Regions from separate parts of the Homo sapiens genome. Here region 2 is linked to region 1. Evidence: chromatin loops called from intact Hi-C (ENCODE). Cell type or tissue: OCI-LY7. All regions are shown on one strand. Links, peaks and the distances in the headings refer to the core of each region. The heading gives the core; the rest is flanking DNA. Region 1 overlaps TNR (tenascin R). Region 2 has its middle 17 kb from the start of KIAA0040.

Region 1 (8,336 bases), core at 167-8,166:
TGACTAACTGTGCCATGTCGTACAAGGGAGCATGGTGGTATAAGAACTGCCACCGGACCAACCTCAATGGGAAGTACGGGGAGTCCAGGCACAGTCAGGTAAGCGATGCTCCACCTCTGCTATGAATGAGCCAGAGCTGTGGAATCCGTGCTCCCTTAGCTTTATATTTTAAAAGCACATGTGAGTCCTTCATTTCCCTTTAAAAAGAAATATTTTGAGTCTTGAGAAAAATAATGCAGACAATGGGATAAGATCAGGACAGAGTAGAAGCCAGAGGAAGGAAAGGAAAGGACCCAGGAGCCAGAACTTACCCAGAGAAGCCCTTGGATCCAGAAGATCCCATGAAGAGAGCTTATCAGTCCTGGGGACAGCTTCACAGACTCAACTTTACCCTAAAAATGGTCCCAGGAAGGTAGACATCGAAAATACCAGTGTGAACTGGACAATCTTTCCCTATCAGAGACCACAAGTTTATAGGCTAAGCTGGGTGACAGGGAGACCACCATGACCAACTAGACTTTCTAAGTGTTAACACTGAAACAGCCCACATCAGGGAAGCCCTTCAGTTCTAGGCAAACCAAAAGGGTTTGTCACCCTAGGTAGAAACCGCCTAAGTCTCCCATTAGGAGTGAGCAGTCAAACACAGTTATTCTCTTCCAAATGCTTCCACCCTGTTGGGATTTCACAACCATCTACTGGTGCATGCCACTCCTGGAAGCCAAAAACAAAGCTGGCAATAAGGAATGACCTGCAACATGTTCCCTGGAAAGACCCAGGCCACCGGCACATTTAAGGAGAAAGCTAGAAAGAGACTCTGCCCCTTTCACTTTATTGGGAACTCGGCCTTGAAGCTTCATGTTAGCTGAAAATAGCTAACCCCACATTGTGGATTCCCTGTTCCCATAATTACCCCTTTTTTGAAGTGGGGCGTTCCATGGTGGGGGATGACCTGACATGCTTATCTTTCTCACGCCCAGGGCATCAACTGGTACCATTGGAAAGGCCATGAGTTCTCCATCCCCTTTGTGGAAATGAAGATGCGCCCCTACAACCACCGTCTCATGGCAGGGAGAAAACGGCAGTCCTTACAGTTCTGAGCAGTGGGCGGCTGCAAGCCAACCAATATTTTCTGTCATTTGTTTGTATTTTATAATATGAAACAAGGGGGGAGGGTAATAGCAATGTGTTTTGCAACATATTAAGAGTATGTGAAGGAAGCAGGGATGTCGCAGGAATCCGCTGGCTAACATCTGCTCTTGGTTTCTGCTGCCCTGGAGCCTGACCCTCAGTCTCCATTCTCCCTCCTACCCAGGCCTCCTCAACCTTCACCTCCTTTCCCACCAAGGAGGAGAAGTAGGAAGTTTTCTTAAAGGGCCAATTCAAAGCCAAGTCGTGGGGTGCAGATTGTTATGGTGACAGGCACACACATTTTTCTACCCTTCTTCTGAGATGTCCTCTGCCTTCCAGGTATTTGTGATTTTGTCACAGCCTGACATGGCCAGGTTCTCACACTGGCCCAGAGAAAAGAGCCTCAGCAAGAGAGTTTTGCCAACAATTCCCCTTAAAAGGAAACAGATCAACTACACCGCATCCCAACAACCCAGGTTCTTTTCCTTCCTTCCTTCCTTCCTCCCTTCCTTCTTTCCTGCCTTCCCTCCTTCCCTCCTTTCTTTCTTGACAGTATCTCACTCTTGCTCAGTCTGGAGTGCAGTGGTGCAATCTCAGCTCACTACAGCCTCGACTTCCTGAGCTTAAGTGATCCTCTCGTCTCAGCCTCTTGAGTAGCTGGGACTACAGGCATGAGCCACCATACCTGGCTGATTTTTCTTTTATTTTTTGTAGAGATGGGGGTCTCACTGTGTTGTCCAGGCTGGTCACAAACTCCTGGCCTTGAACAATCCTCCCACCTCAGCCTCCCAAAATGCTGGGATTACAGGCTACAGCCACTGCATCCAGCCCCAAGTCCTTTATAATGGGCCAAAGATTCTCATCTTCTGACACTCTTATTATACCAGCCACATGTCCTGTTACCTTTCAAGAACAGTGGCTCTTTTCTGGCCCTGATGGAGTCTTTTGCCTAATCCCATCCTGTCTTAGACCCCAGAGCCTCAAAAGCCCAACCAGCATTTTGGAATCTAGTTCCCAAGGCATTGCCTGCTCCTGGCCCTGGGTGGCACAGTGGCTATGTGCCTGTGAGTCATCAGCCACTGCCCCCACCCTCAGGTCAGACAGACAGTCACTTTCTGCAAAGGTAGGAGGGGGAGATGGTTGTAGTTTTTAGCACTTTTGGGTCAAGCATTGAGGAAAGGACTGAAGAAGTCAAAATCAGGGCACTGCCATAGAGATTATAGTTTCCATGGGAAACACAGATCTTCCCTAGCCCTGTTTTCTCCATTTCTGGTCCTATTTGTCACAGATTCTTTTTTTCTGAATTGCAAACCGAAGGCCTCATATCTATCTTCACCCAAGCCCTCCTTAGTGTAGGTGGCTTAATAAGAGTCAGGAGAAGAAGGTATATGCCCAGAGAGCTATACCCCTGACTGATAATCCTGGAAAGAGGTTGATTTTTTTTTTCTTTTTTGGTCCTATGGGAAACAGGAATGACCTTCTTAATGAGGTGAGATCATGAGAAGCCTTTCCATCTTCTTTTATTATTCTGCCTTGCAAAGGAAAAATGACAATAGCCAAAGGAAATTACATCCAGAAATCCAAAGGTGAATAGGTGATAACTGTGGGCCTACTTCCCATTTTATGAGATGCACTGTCTTCACTAGCACAATTTGATCTTAAGCCCAAGAGAGCTAGATGCTCTAGAAGCCGTGACCTTTCAATTTCTCCTCCAAATCCAATATCAGCAACCATCCCCGCAACATCTGCCCAGATCCATGCCCAGTTCCCTGAGCTGTCTTCTCCCTTTCCTCTCCCATTCCTCAAGGCCCAGCACCATTTTCTGTAGTGCCTATGTTTGTCTGACCAGAGCAGTGTGTACCTTTGCCAACCAGTTACTGGATGAGCCTTAGTGTCGGCAATTTTCTAATGGAAATATCCTCACTCTTACCAAGCTTTGAGAACCAAGATGAAAAGTCCCTTGGGCTGACCATCAGGCCTCGGACCTCATGGGGATGCAGCCAGCCACCATTGAATGGAGGCGCTTCCCTTGCCGCAGGCTTCTAGGCTTTGTTCACTGCGGCAGTGTGGATGTGACAGGCATAACCCTGAAAAACCTAGGCACCACTTGCATTTCTCAGTTAACCATGGGCTTCAACAAACTGGGAGGAGGAAAAAACAGAAACAGATCCTTTCAACAAGCATGTAAATTACAGAAGACTTACCTAGAGACGGGGCAACAATGAATAGTAGGAAGCACATTGCATGGGAAACTTGAGGGCCGAGGTACAGGCCAACAGCTGTCATCTTAGCTACGACATGACATCGGCTGGGTTGTTTCACCTCTCTGGGCCAGTTTCTTCATCTGTCAGATGAGAGATTAGACTAGAATGAGTTCTAATTTCCCTTTCAGTTTTGACGGTCAATGATGCTAATCTGTGATCTGAAAACCTAAGTAGAAATTGGCATGGTGGGACAGCACAATTAGGTAATGAAAATTCACTAGACTCCCTGTTTAATGAGGAAAGAAGGAAAGAAGGAAGGAAGGAAGGAAGGAAAGAAGGAAGGGGAGGGAGGGAGGGAAAGAAAAGAGAGAGATTGATTCAGGAGTCATAAGTAAAACACACACACACACACACACACACACACGAAAATACTGCAGAAAAGATCATGCCGAGTGAGAGGCTGAACTCTTTTTGTCCATAAAAACAGAGACCAGGTACCTGGGTGGTGCCAGCACGCCCACTTCATCAAGGAAGTTGAAATGGAAAAAGATTATGTGTTGTCAATTCAGGTGAAAGTCAAGAAACATCAGTGGAAACAAAAATCTTCCTTTTATTGAAACCATTCTACACTATGGAACATTTTTATAAATAGTACCAGCGGCATTGCATAGCTTTATTTTGAAGCAAGAAAGAGACTTCAAAGATCAGCTTATTCAACCCTCTATAAAAGGATTTATAGATTCCTTTTATTTAATAGGGTGATTTTCTCATGAGTTTTCACCATGTTTAAAAGACACTGTGCCCCACTCTCATCCCAAGGTCTATGGTCAACTTGACTCAATGCTCATAACTTTCCTCGCTGATTCCTGCTTATCCTGCTCCTCCAAGCACAACTGCATTTCCCAAAGGTAGATCCAGTAAGCAATACTCTCAAAGCACCCACCCTATGCACACCAGTTTCCCTCAAGGGACTCAAAAGGAATCGAGGTAGACCCTTCTCAGAGGCTGTTTAACTACAGACACATCAGGATATGTACTAATACCCAAAACCAAAACCACCACCAATGACTGCAATAGATTCACTGTCTAGACCCAAGGTCCAGGCAGTTTCCCTTTTTTGCATTTCCCCAACATATAAAGATAATTTCCAACATATCAGATGCACATTCACCAGGGTTATTTCTGGAAGGTGAAGGGGTCAGGTGTAGAAGAGGTGGCAAGAATGACAAGTCTGTGGAAAACTGTTGGCCTTGAGACCACAGTGAACTGGTGGAAGGGGACTTGCTAAGTGTGGCCACAAGGTGGCAGTCACCTCCTGAAACCCCGTGTGAAACGTCAGCGGGGTTGAGAAAGGCCACGTCTCCAAGTTTCCAGGAGAGCCAAACCAGGACTCAGGAAAACCGGCCAGCTGATTTGTATGGGAGATTGATTTGTAAAAGAACAACAACAACATATGGCAGCAAGGAAATGCAAAGCAAACATCTACAAATATTTGAATCCACCTGTCCCTCACCTACCAACTTCCCCCTCTACTACTCATAAAGTGGTAGGACTCCTAATGCCCCGCTTCCTTCCACCTGAGAACCAACCAGCACCCTGATATTTCAAAGCCAGACCTAAAGAACCATGGTTGCCAATAACCTCAATGCCAAACCAAACAATCCTAATCACATTTTTACTTTTCAAATCCAGTCTCAGAGCAGAGCTGTAGATTAAGGGACAAAAAGTCATTGTGGAATCTTTTCAAATAGCTCTTGTAAAAGCATCAGTTGGGAAAGAGTTTATGAGTTCCTCTTTGTCCTCTCCTCTGGAGAAAAGACAGAACATGCAAGAACACTAGATACACCAAGCTATGGGTGTTGAAATAGACTAGCTGGTGACCTGGATTTGCAAATACCCTAGGGACATGAAAACATTTTTTCTTTTTCTTTTTCTTTTTTGTAACCTCCACCCAGAATTTCAGGAAAGGTGGGGCCACATGCCCAGGATATATGGTATTCTACTGCTTGCTTTCTTATCACCAGAATACTAGTCAATCTGATTTCTTAGTTCCATGTCTTTTCTTCCAAGGAGGTAGGGCATGGGGTTGGGGGACACTTTCCGCCTTCCTTGCATCTCACTGTCCACTCTTAAATTTTTATTAAGAAACCTCTGAAAGATTCAAAATTCAGTTCAGTTTCAATAATCCCAAAGAAGTTGGGATAATTTGTTTTCACTTGCTTCAAACTTGCCACGGCTGCAGGAGGAGTCTCAGGACCTCAGAGGAATGGGGCAGATGTGTGAAGTCTGGGAGTCTGCCTCCCACCCAGATGCCAGGAGCTGCATACTCAGCTCTGCCTCACTTCCCTGATGGTCTGCTTTCATCCAGGTTACCATGACAGAGAGGGTCTATCCTCTAAAGAAAGCTGAGTTACAGGCTGGCCCCTGGGGTTGTTCCTGTAGCCTCTCTTTGACCACATTCCTGAAGATGTTTAGCTGAATGCCTCCTCAAACCTTTGCTTCTTCCATAACCCAATCCTACACATATGTGATAAAGCTTTCTTCAACAATACTGGGTCATTTGGACACTACCAGTCCAGATGAGAACTCACAGACCAAATGAAAACTTTCAAAAGCAAGCAGGGAAAGTAACTCCTATATGCTTTAAGATGATGTATTGGTGTAGATTCAGGTCCAATTTGAAAAAATGTCTCTGGTTCTTTCTAATTGTATCCACTCTGGATTTGTTTATGCCAGTTCTACATTCATCAAGCCTTGAGAAACAGGTGGAAAGAAGAAAAATATAAAATTAAGAAGAAGCTGATGGATCATTGGAGATTCAAAACAAGCCTTCTACCGGTGGCACCACACTGAAAGGCAGAGACAAGGCAGGAGCGGCCATGGGAGAGGAAGCAGCATTGGCTTCTCACGTTCTGGCCTCCAGCCTCCCACCAGAGCTTCTGCCATTCACCCACTTAACTTGAGGAGAAACTAAGGCACCAAGGCCTGTCACTGCACCGAAAACCAGAAGCAGAAGGACTTTCTTTCTTTGCTCAACCAGTTCTGCCTGGATCTGACTTTTGCGTCACCAGTAGTCACAAGCCTGATTTGTCATCTCCAGCATTCTGTTTATTTTTTTAAGGTCAATCTTTGCCTGAAACATGACTTCATTGCACCTGCAGCACTTCATTGTCCAAATGTCCTTGGCAAACCTCACAGTCTTTGGACAGTGTTGCATTTTCTCCAAAGGGGAAATCCTCTCTCCTTCCTCAAGCTTAATAAGGCTCTTGCAGTGCATCCAAATAACACAGCTCTTGTTCCTCAGACACACTCAGCCCCCTCTGATAACTTCATAAAACAGCTCCTTATTGTCTGGGCCATGAAGCCAGGCTAATGCTAAAGTTCCAGTTCAAAAACATTTAACTCTATTATCCTTATGAGGCCAGCTCTCCTGGGTACTGGCACTCACTCACTGGCACCATGGATTCAGGTCAGGTGGTGCAAACATCTTCCCTGAGAAGCAAGCCATACACCCAACAGGTCTAGAACACCTAGGTCACAAGAAAGGGTTTCAGTCCAGATGCACTGTCAGTAAGTGAACACAAGGACAAGAATGCATGAACTGTTATTTTCTTCCCATCACTGGTTTAGCAGCCCCTAGGGAGACCCTGTGTTGCTCTTTAATATTCTGACATGGAGCACTAATATGCTCAACACTGCCTCCAACAGGCAAATGTTGGAAATACACTTTCAGAGCTGGATGGGACTCAAGATCATCTAATATAATCCTCTCATTTTATTTCCTCTCAAGGAAACCAAGGGCAAGAAAGTTTAGGCAATTTGCTCACATTCACACAGGCAATTAGTAACAGAGCTGAGTTCGGGTCTGGTATAGGCTTTTTAATTTGATTCTCCACAAATGAACACTAAGATAAATAGCATTTATTGCATACCCACTATTTACCAGATACTGTGCAAAGGGCTTTACATATATTACTTTACTAAATCCTCACCATAAACTTTAAGTCAGGTTTAACCATTTTATAGAAGAGGGAAGGGAGGGCCAGGAAGGTTAAGTAACATGCTCAAAGTCACACAGCTACTAAATAGAGCCATAATCTGAACCTTTGTCTAATTTTGAAGCCCTTGATTTTTCCACTTCATGAGGCTGCTCTTTATATTTATTTAGCTGAGTGACCACCATCTTGGATTTTACTAATATTCTTACAAGGGGGCTTTGATGCCACTTCTTCTGACTTTTAAGAAAAGGAAATTCTTGCATTATTTTTGCCATGTACTCCAGGGGACCCTCAATCTCATCATCATGGGGAATAAGAAACATTCTGACATCTCTTTCCTTTTCTTTCTTTTTAAATTTGGTAGACGAGGGAGAGGGTCCCCAACAGAATGAGAGGGGGAAGATAAGAACCAGAACATAAACCCAATACCCCCCACCCCACTCTTTTGGGAACATCCCAACATTAGAAGAGTGGGATATCCAGTCATTTTTTTCAAGCTGGAGCAGGCAGTGTAGCCAGGATTGAGGAAGGAGAAGCCACAGAATAAACATGGCACATGTTCTCAGAGCATCAATTTTACTCCAGAATTTGGGAAGAAAGGATTATATTATTAGTGTATTCAAACCAGTATGGATAGCACAAATGCAGATATCCTATAAATTTTGAGGCTAACTCCAGCAGGTTGTAGACTGATTTAGGCTACCTCCTTCCAGACTCCCAGGGGTACAAACACCTTCACAGTCCCCTGCGGGAGTACATCAGTGGAAATATTTGGGGAATGAGGCTAGAAGGCAGGAGATACATTCAGTTTACTTATCCCCCTGGTTTCTTTTCCCCACTCCTTACCTGCCCCACATCCCTAGTGGGTGGGAAGGCATCAGAAGACAGTTGGCTACAATATCAGCTTTCTCTGCTACTTTGGGGAATTTAGAAGGAAATCAGTACTTGGCAACCTGGTATTTTTAGCTGCCAGGCCAAAACTCCAGACATAAACCCCTTCCCTTTA
Region 2 (8,336 bases), core at 206-8,205, 110 kb after region 1:
GTTAAAATGTTCATACTACCCAAAGCAATCTACAGATTCAATGCAATCCCTATCAAAATACCAATGACAGTCTACACAGAAATAGAAAAAACAATCTGAAAATTTATATGGAACCAGAAAAGACCCAGAATAGCCAAAATTATACCAAGAAAAAAAAAAAAACTTGTAGAAACCGCATTACCTGACTTAAAATTATGGTACAGAACTATAGTAACCAAAACAGTATGGCACTGGCATAAAAATCAACACATAGACCAATGGAACAGAATAGAGAACCCAGAAACAAATCCACACACCCACAATGAACTAATTTTCAACAAAGGAGCCAAGAATATACGCTGGGGAAAAGACAGTCTCTTCAATAAATGGTGCTGGGAAAACTGGATATCCATATGCAGAAGTTGAAACTAGACCCCTATCTCTCACCATATACAAAAATCAAATCAAAATGGATTAAAGACTTAAGTTGATGACCTCAAACTATGAAACTACTACGAGAAAACATTGAGGAAAATCTCCAGGATGTTGATCTGGGCAAAAATCTCTTGAGCAATACTCCATAAACATAGGCAACTAAAGCAAAAATAAACAAATGGGATTGCACCAAGTTAAAAAGCTTCTGCTCAGAAAAGGATACAATCAACAAAGTAAAGAGACAACCCACAGAATTGGAGAAAATATTTGTAAACTACACATCTGACAAGGGACTAATAACCAGAATACATAAGGAGCTCAAACGACCCTGTAGGAAAAAAAATCTAATAATTAGATTTACAAATGGGGAAAAGATTTGAATAGACATATATCAAAAGAAGACATACAGATGGCAGACAGGCATATAAAAAGGTGCTCAACATCATTGATCATCAGAGAACTGGAAATTAAAAACTACAATGAGATATCATCTCACCCCAGTTAAAATGACTTATATCCAAAAGACAGGCAACAACAAATGCCAGTGAGGATGTGGAGAAAAGGGAACTCTTGTACGTGGTTGGTGGGAATGTAAGTTAGTACAACCACTATGGATAAAGGTTTGGAGGTTCCTCAATAAACTAAAAATTGAGCTACCATTTGATCCAGCAATCTCACTACTGGGTATATACTCAAAAGAAAGGAAATCAGTATATACAAGAGATATCTCCACTCATGTTTGTTGTAGCATTGTTCACAATACCTAAGATTCAGAAGCAACCTAAATGACCATCAACATAATTTGTATGTATTTTCAAATTTTAATATAGAATTGTAAATGCTTTAGAAGAAAACTTTTCAATAATATACCTAAAATATAATGTAAACTCTGTCCTGTAACCTGTACATTGATCTTGGTACCTAACAGTTGCTTCTGTGTCTTTCTTCCTCTTCAAATCTGCAAATGACTTAGGGGTTATTATTCATCTGTGTATTATCCATCTTTGCATTGCCAGTACTTTAAATATTGCCTGGCACGTATTAGGTAGTTAATAAATATTTGTGGAATGGCTGAATATCCAGCTTAAATGATTCTTCCAGTCTGTTGATTTCCTTGGTCTCCCCTTTTCTCATCCTTCCTCCTATATAACTTCTTACTCTCCTGAAGTCCCTTAGACTTTGTTCACAGAACTAATATGGAATTAATATAACATCTTGCAGTCAGCTCTGTGCATACTTGCCTAAGAGTTCCTCAAAGGTGAGTAGTGTGCATTTTTCAGGCACTTTCTAGACACATCAAAGGGCTCAAAATTGATTGACAAATGAATTAACAAATGAATGAATGACCATGCAATACCTTATATATTATACAGTATTGATAATTTTTTTGCTTTATTCCAGGAACTTTTATATATGCACACACATACAAAGAGAGACACAGTAAGACAAATAAAAACCACATAACCCACAAGGAAGAGCCGTGTCTAAGCAAGAGCACAAACAAAAAAGAATGAATATACAGTTGGAATCATTGCACAGCTTTTGAGTTTGGGGTTAGTTCCTGCAGATTATTCTTTGGGACTGATGGAAGGAGGGAGGGTGTGAAATCTTCACATCATTTCTAGCTGCTTAGAGAGAAATCCCAGTATGAGTCCTATTTTTCACATACCAGGAAAAAAAGAGACACAAACATATGTTAAAATCACCAAATGACACATTTTAGTTTTATTCACAGTCTCAGTCTTGACAAATTTACAATCTACTTTCAGCTGTAATCATTCCAAACATTTGCCTTTAATAAAATTTGGCTAGTTTAATGTAATAAGAAAATAATACATGGGAAAGAGTGTGAGCTTTGCTTCAGATGGGCCTGAATTCAAGCCCCGGGTGATCCTTTCTAGTTAGTTATAGGAATCTGCCATCTCTGAATCTGTTTTCTTAGCTGTAAAATGTAATATTAGAGCATCAACCTGTGGGATGGGTGTGAGAATTAAATAAGATAATGTATGTAAATTGTGAAGCATAATGCCTGGCACATAGTAGGCCAATAAATTATAACTGTCCCTTTCCCTGTCAAAGGCACCAATCTCTGGATTATGAATTCCAAAACACCTTCACATGAAATATTTTTCTCATTTAAACCATATTAGAAACCAAAGTTATAACACCAGGAAAATACTTAAGAAAAGTATAATATGCTTTAAAAATGTTATCTTAGATACCCCATAGGGCTCTCAGTAAATACTTGTTGACTGACAAATGTGTAGTCGGAGCATAAAATCACATAGATAGAAAGAGATAACAACATAAAGAAATTTGGAATCTGCACAGGATAATGATTATACTTCAACAAGTATTTGATTTTTTTAAAGCAAAAGTAAAGGAAATGGAAAATCATTTTTTTAAAAATCAGGTTTTCTTTTATAGCCACAAGTTTATATAAACACCTATAGGCACAGTACCGAAAATACTGGCACCTTATTGGAAAAAAACTGCTGCATTGGAAGCAAAAGTGTTCCAAATATAGAGGGACATGTGTATTCATGACATGTGACCACCTCTTTCCAAACGATCCTGGAAGCACCATCCTATGCACCCATGACTAAAGAGTCTGCTAGAACATTTCCTAGAACATCATTGCCCTGAAGACAGGGTTTACCTAACAAATAGTTGTTAAGATTCCAGGTACCATGCTAGGCTCTGGAACACCATGATGGACAGATCATGATCCCTGTCCTCAGAGAGATAGTCCTACAAACAAATAATTGACAACAGAGTGTGATTAGCTGTTCTGAAGGCATGTATGACGACACATGGCGGCACAAAGAAAAGAGTGGCCTGTTTTACCTGAAGGATTAAGAAATATTTCTCAAACATAGTAACAATTGAGCTGGACCTTCTTAAAAGATAAGAAGCTTGCCATGCCAATAGAAGGAAAGGGCAGTTCATGCAGGGAGAATCTCTTGGAAAAGGCTGAAATTATGGGGTAAAATCGGGGAACTGTGGATAGCTCCATAAAAATTGGGACATTTATAAGGCATACATTATGTATGTGTATATAGTGTCTAACATGTATAGTATAAACATATCTCAATATACTTGTGCACTCAACAGCAAATAATTATTCCCATTTTGTTGATGCATGCAACATACCCTTTCCCTCCCTATTCTGTGATTCACCTAATCACTCATCAGATTCACCTTATAATGTCAATTTTAACACCTGAAATGTAACCATTTATAGATCATTAAATGGTCCTCAGTCATCGATACCTTGCTTTTCATAGGTTCTTAAATTCTTATGGGACAGATCACCCACAATTATGATGACCATGGGAAGGGATGGGAAGGAAGGGAGCTGAAAGATAAAGGGATACAACTTCCCAGTTTGTGCATCTCCATGGCCCAAGAAAGCAACCCAACATCCTAAAAGAATACAGATTTTGGAATTGTTAGTAATATGATAGAGCTATGAGTAGTACATAAATCAGCTATGTACAAAGTGAAACCTAAGACATAGGTTGTTTATTCCACAAAACAAAAATGGAAAAATTTCCTCTAAGATTAAAAATAAAGACAGTATATGACAATTTGTGGGGAGAGCCAAAACACCCTAGGGTTTTGTGCTACTATGGATTATCTGGCTTATGCTGCAGGAACAGCCAATGTGTTACACATGGGCCTCCACTGTGGAAGACATCACTAGATGATCTCAGTTGTTTCCCCACTGAACCTGAGAGAAGGGGATAAGCAAGATCAAAGAAGAGTGAAACTATTCATTGTGCTCTTAAAAATAGTGCTTTTTAGGTGTCAACCTAGGCCCTGTGGTTGTGTTTAAATTACCACTTCAAAATATCATCTACTCAATTTTATGTCCCACACCTACCACAAAGTGGCTGTGTGACCTTTCCCAAGGTCACATAATTTATCTGGGCTTCTAATCCCTCTTCTGCAAAAGGAAGAAATGAACCAGATAACCTTGAAAGTCAGCTCCCTTTTTGACAGTTTGCCATTCTTTCCTCTTTTCCTTTATATCTAGTTATCTCAAGCCTCCGTCTGTATTAAGAATCAATTGTCTTGGGCAACAGAAACCCAACTCTATGTGAGTGGATTTTTGGCCCAAACTGTATAGTTCAGCTGAAGTGCCCCATGAGCCTAGATGGTCCGTGCCTTTGCCCCCGACCTTGGGCAAACGTGTGCTGGATGTACAGCTGCCAAAATACTGACTGCTGCCCCAAAGTGGTAACTTGAAAATCAATACCTCACTTGTACTCTGTGGTTTCATTTCCTGCCCGGAAATGCAGCTCAGTGTTGCAGATGGGGCCTTAGATGATAAAAACTTCTAAGATAGGTTCTGCATTCAGCATGGTTTCCTTTGCTGGGAGATATTGGTAAACGTTCACAGAGCCTCTTTTTTTCATGGGGTCAGGCAGAAAGTACAATTTCAGTGACTCTCACCTTGGATTCCCTACTTCTGGATGAATGAAATGAATGTGAAACACACCCTGGAATGTGAAGAGCACCCTGGTGTTGTGGTGTTGGCTGGGGATCCCTCAACAGTGGTTTCAGGATCTGGATGGGGAAAAGAGCCCTTTAAGTGTTCCAGCCAGCAGGCAACAGGTGCAAGGAGCACAGCTGCACTGAGTGCCCCTCCAGGAGGACCACAGGGTTGCCCTGGGCAGAGAACTTCCCAGCTCAGCAGCACCGGGGCATGGCCTTCCAGGGCAGTGAACTCTGCAAGTTTGTAAGAACATATACAGCAGTGTTTAAAAGCATGAATTATAAAGCCAGAGACCTGAATGCAAGTCCTGCCACTTACAACCTCTAAGATTTGAGCTTTCCAAGCCTCAGTTTCCTCATCCACTAATAGTAGAATCTAATCACAAGAATCATTGTGAGGATTAAATAAGACAATGAACATAAACCAGCAAGGTATAGTCTCCAGCACACAGTGCTATGCTGAGCCTTACTGGACCCTGAGACAAAAGGAAAAATCCATAATAATGATCAAATCTTTCTTTAAGATTTTGATATTTAGTTCAGCATGAAATTTTTGCATTAATTTTTATTTTTTAAAATATTGCATTAAAATGTTACTTACCTTGATTACTGAGGGGGTTTTTTACACTCCTTAAATTTTGCACACTTGCCTAAGCAAGTAAGGTAGTAAATGTCAGTTGTTACCATTCTACGATCACCACACAATAATTACATGACACAGTTTAGCATTTAATTATCTAATGTCTTGTGTTAGCTATTGTTCCAAATTCTTAGGTCTTGTTTTCCCAACTAATTTGTACACTGATTAATGGCAGAAATTATGACACATGTCTTTTATCCCTAAAACTGCTGAGCACGTAAGAGGCTCAAGTGAGTACTTATCCAGTGATTGCTTATAGCACATGGTGGACAATTTAAGACTCTACTGTTCTCTAATTGCTTCATGTGTTTGAAGGTTTTGGATTATGATCCTTGAGGGCGGGAATGACATCTGATCTGGCATTTTTCCTGTGCCATGTTTGACACAAAGCTGGGGGCACAGAATCAAAGAACTGGCAGGGACCTTTTTGTTCATCTAATCCCACCAACTCATTTTACAGATAAATCATCTAATGCTTAAAGAGGTTGCATCATGTGGCCAAACCAATCAGTGAATGAGCTGGAATGAGAAATTAGCTCTCCCAGGATCTTTCTCTTTCAGTATTTTGTTAATTTTCTTGATTTCTCTATACTCTTGAGTACCAAGCACAGGGTTCTGCATGTAGAAAAAGTTTTTTTAATGACGTAGATTATTGATTTCTGGAACTTAAGTAATCTTTGCATAAAAGGGGTATAGGGAGTCATTGCTTGGAAAAGTGTATGTATATTTACCAACTATCCATATATCCTGGTTCAGTGACAAGGTGGTTAAGAGAATACTGGGTTTGGAGTTGTTAGAGGGCTCTATGTTCAAGTCCTGGCTTCCCTATTTCCTATTTATCTGACCTTGGATGAAATTAAGTTTTTAATTTAATTTTCCTCATCCAAAGCATGAACATAATAATGGTACCTACCACACAGAGTTATGAAAAAGTGTGCAAAATAAAAACGTGTAAATAATATAGTAGACCACCTAACACATAGTAAAATCTCAACAAACATTAGCAAGTATCACTATTCTAAAAGTAAGCCCTAAGAGTTAGGTGGACTACAAGGCAGATGGATAGATTTATACGTATGGTTCTACAATATGTCCACATTTTGGCATTATTATGTACGGTTCTATAATATGCTCACACCTTTTGATAATGGTTGGGAGTGGAGAGTTAAATTATCAGTCAAGCAAGCACTTTCGAATTATGCTATATCTATTTCTTGAAGTCTCATAAATAACTCTTATTAGAGTTATTCTGTGGGATCTCAGTTCCTCATAACTGGGGACCTCCAGCCACCTAGCTCCTGAAATTTTTCAGATTTCCAAAAGCACCAAGAGTCCAGGTCAGTAGAATATAAAGAGGGACCTGCCATAGACTCAAGAATATCTAACAATAATTTCATTTTTAAATCCCTCTCAAGAGAATATAAACTATGTTAGCAAGAATGCCTACTGAATAAGCAGAAGCCCAGACAAATATAATAAGACATTTCATGACCTGGAATATTGCCAGTGCAAAGCCAGGGCTATGAACAATGGATTGGGTAACTCAGAGAAACCAATTGCACAAATGAGATCACCCAACACCTCACCTGCTTTAATTCTTTTTTGGCCTCAGCACAAAGCAAGAGTCCTAGCCTAAACTTATATGACTCCACAGGAAGATGTAAGGAGGAAGTCTGTGTGAAAAGTATCCTGTTGTTTAAGACTTGGAACTTGAGGAGAAGAAATAGACCTGGATATACCAAATTTCCAAAGACCACAATATTTTGCACCTTTGCAGCATCTTGATTCCAAAGTCTTCAAATCACTTCAATCTTGTCTGGTGTTAACATGTCAATGAAGCAGCTAAGAGCCCATTGGGGTCACAAAACTTTAAAAAGCACTTAATATTCAAAGCTCTTTGGTAAAGAAAACAAGAGAATATTATAAATAAAACCCGTTTTTCATCCTGAGTCAAACCCTCCAGTGGCAATCTGAATGTTCTCTTAAAATGCAAACTGTCCCAAAAGCAATGTGGTATCCTAAATTGGATCCTAAAACATTGAAAAAGGATATAAATGGATAAATTGATTAAATCTAAAAAACAACCACGTTTAGATCATAGTTTAGTTAAGTGTTATACCATGCTAATTTCTTAGTTTTGACAAAAGCACCATTGGCTACATTGGATGGTAATATTAGGGGAAGCTGAATGAAAGGTAGACAGGATCTCTGCACCCATCTTTGCAACTTTTCTATAAATCTACAATTATTCCAAAGTTTAATTGTTTATTTTTAAAATCACACAAAAATAGTAAGTTGAGGTTTCTTTGCTGAAGAACTTTTATTTGATGAGTGGGAGGGATGGGAATTATAATTCTTTCTCCATAGAGAAAAGTGTATTAAAAGGACAACTAGTTCCAGCTTTTTACCAGATGTTAAAAAAAAGATGGTGGCCAACTTCTTTTCCCATCCAGATACTATGTTGAGAATGTAAACAGAATTGAGAATTGGGCTCCCCAGTCTGTAAAATGGGGATAGTAATACCTCTCACCAGCGCTACTGTAGAGAATCAAGGAGAGAGTGAACACAGAGCACTCCACACATCTGGAGCTAGGTAAGAGGCCTTTCCCTTTGCTCCTTCTCAGGCCAACCCCACAGGTCCTCCTGCCAGCCTCTCAAAGGAGTTCTATAACTCAAAAATAAAATTATATACCCCCCAGTCATCTGAACAGACCCCTCCTCTCAGCCAAGGGTATTCCAAAGTTAATCTGAAAAACTAGTTCAGGCCTTAATGGGAAGGAGG

What was found. A loop is a pair of places that touch in the nucleus more often than their neighbours do. Peaks named below come from ENCODE experiments on the same cell type or tissue, not always from the same donor. Only the 100,000 strongest peaks of a DNase experiment are listed, where the experiment ranks them.
Region 2: a loop joins it to region 1, with 6 times the contacts of the local background. A loop is called at or near these places in 8 of 110 quality-filtered maps.

What each region holds. Positions count from the first base shown.
Region 1 is chr1:175,316,118-175,324,453 of GRCh38, reverse strand. It overlaps TNR (tenascin R), which reads left to right. Exons shown (of 23, transcript NM_003285.3): 22 at 1-98; 23 at 978-8,336. The coding sequence ends at 1,097. LOC105371623 (a long non-coding RNA gene) reads right to left here. Exons shown (of 4, transcript XR_001738302.2): 2 at 3,333-3,472. Among named protein-coding and RNA genes, the nearest start is that of KIAA0040, 130 kb to the right of the region's middle. In OCI-LY7, for the core only: CTCF peaks have their summits at 4,427, 4,631 (motif pointing right), 6,835 and 7,038; DNase peaks (open chromatin) are centred at 4,643 and 7,033.
Region 2 is chr1:175,205,660-175,213,995 of GRCh38, reverse strand. No RefSeq gene overlaps it. Among named protein-coding and RNA genes, the nearest start is that of KIAA0040, 17 kb to the right of the region's middle. In OCI-LY7, for the core only: a CTCF peak has its summit at 4,634; DNase peaks (open chromatin) are centred at 4,145, 4,695 and 5,075; H3K4me3 peaks cover 1,960 bases; H3K27ac peaks cover 3,633 bases.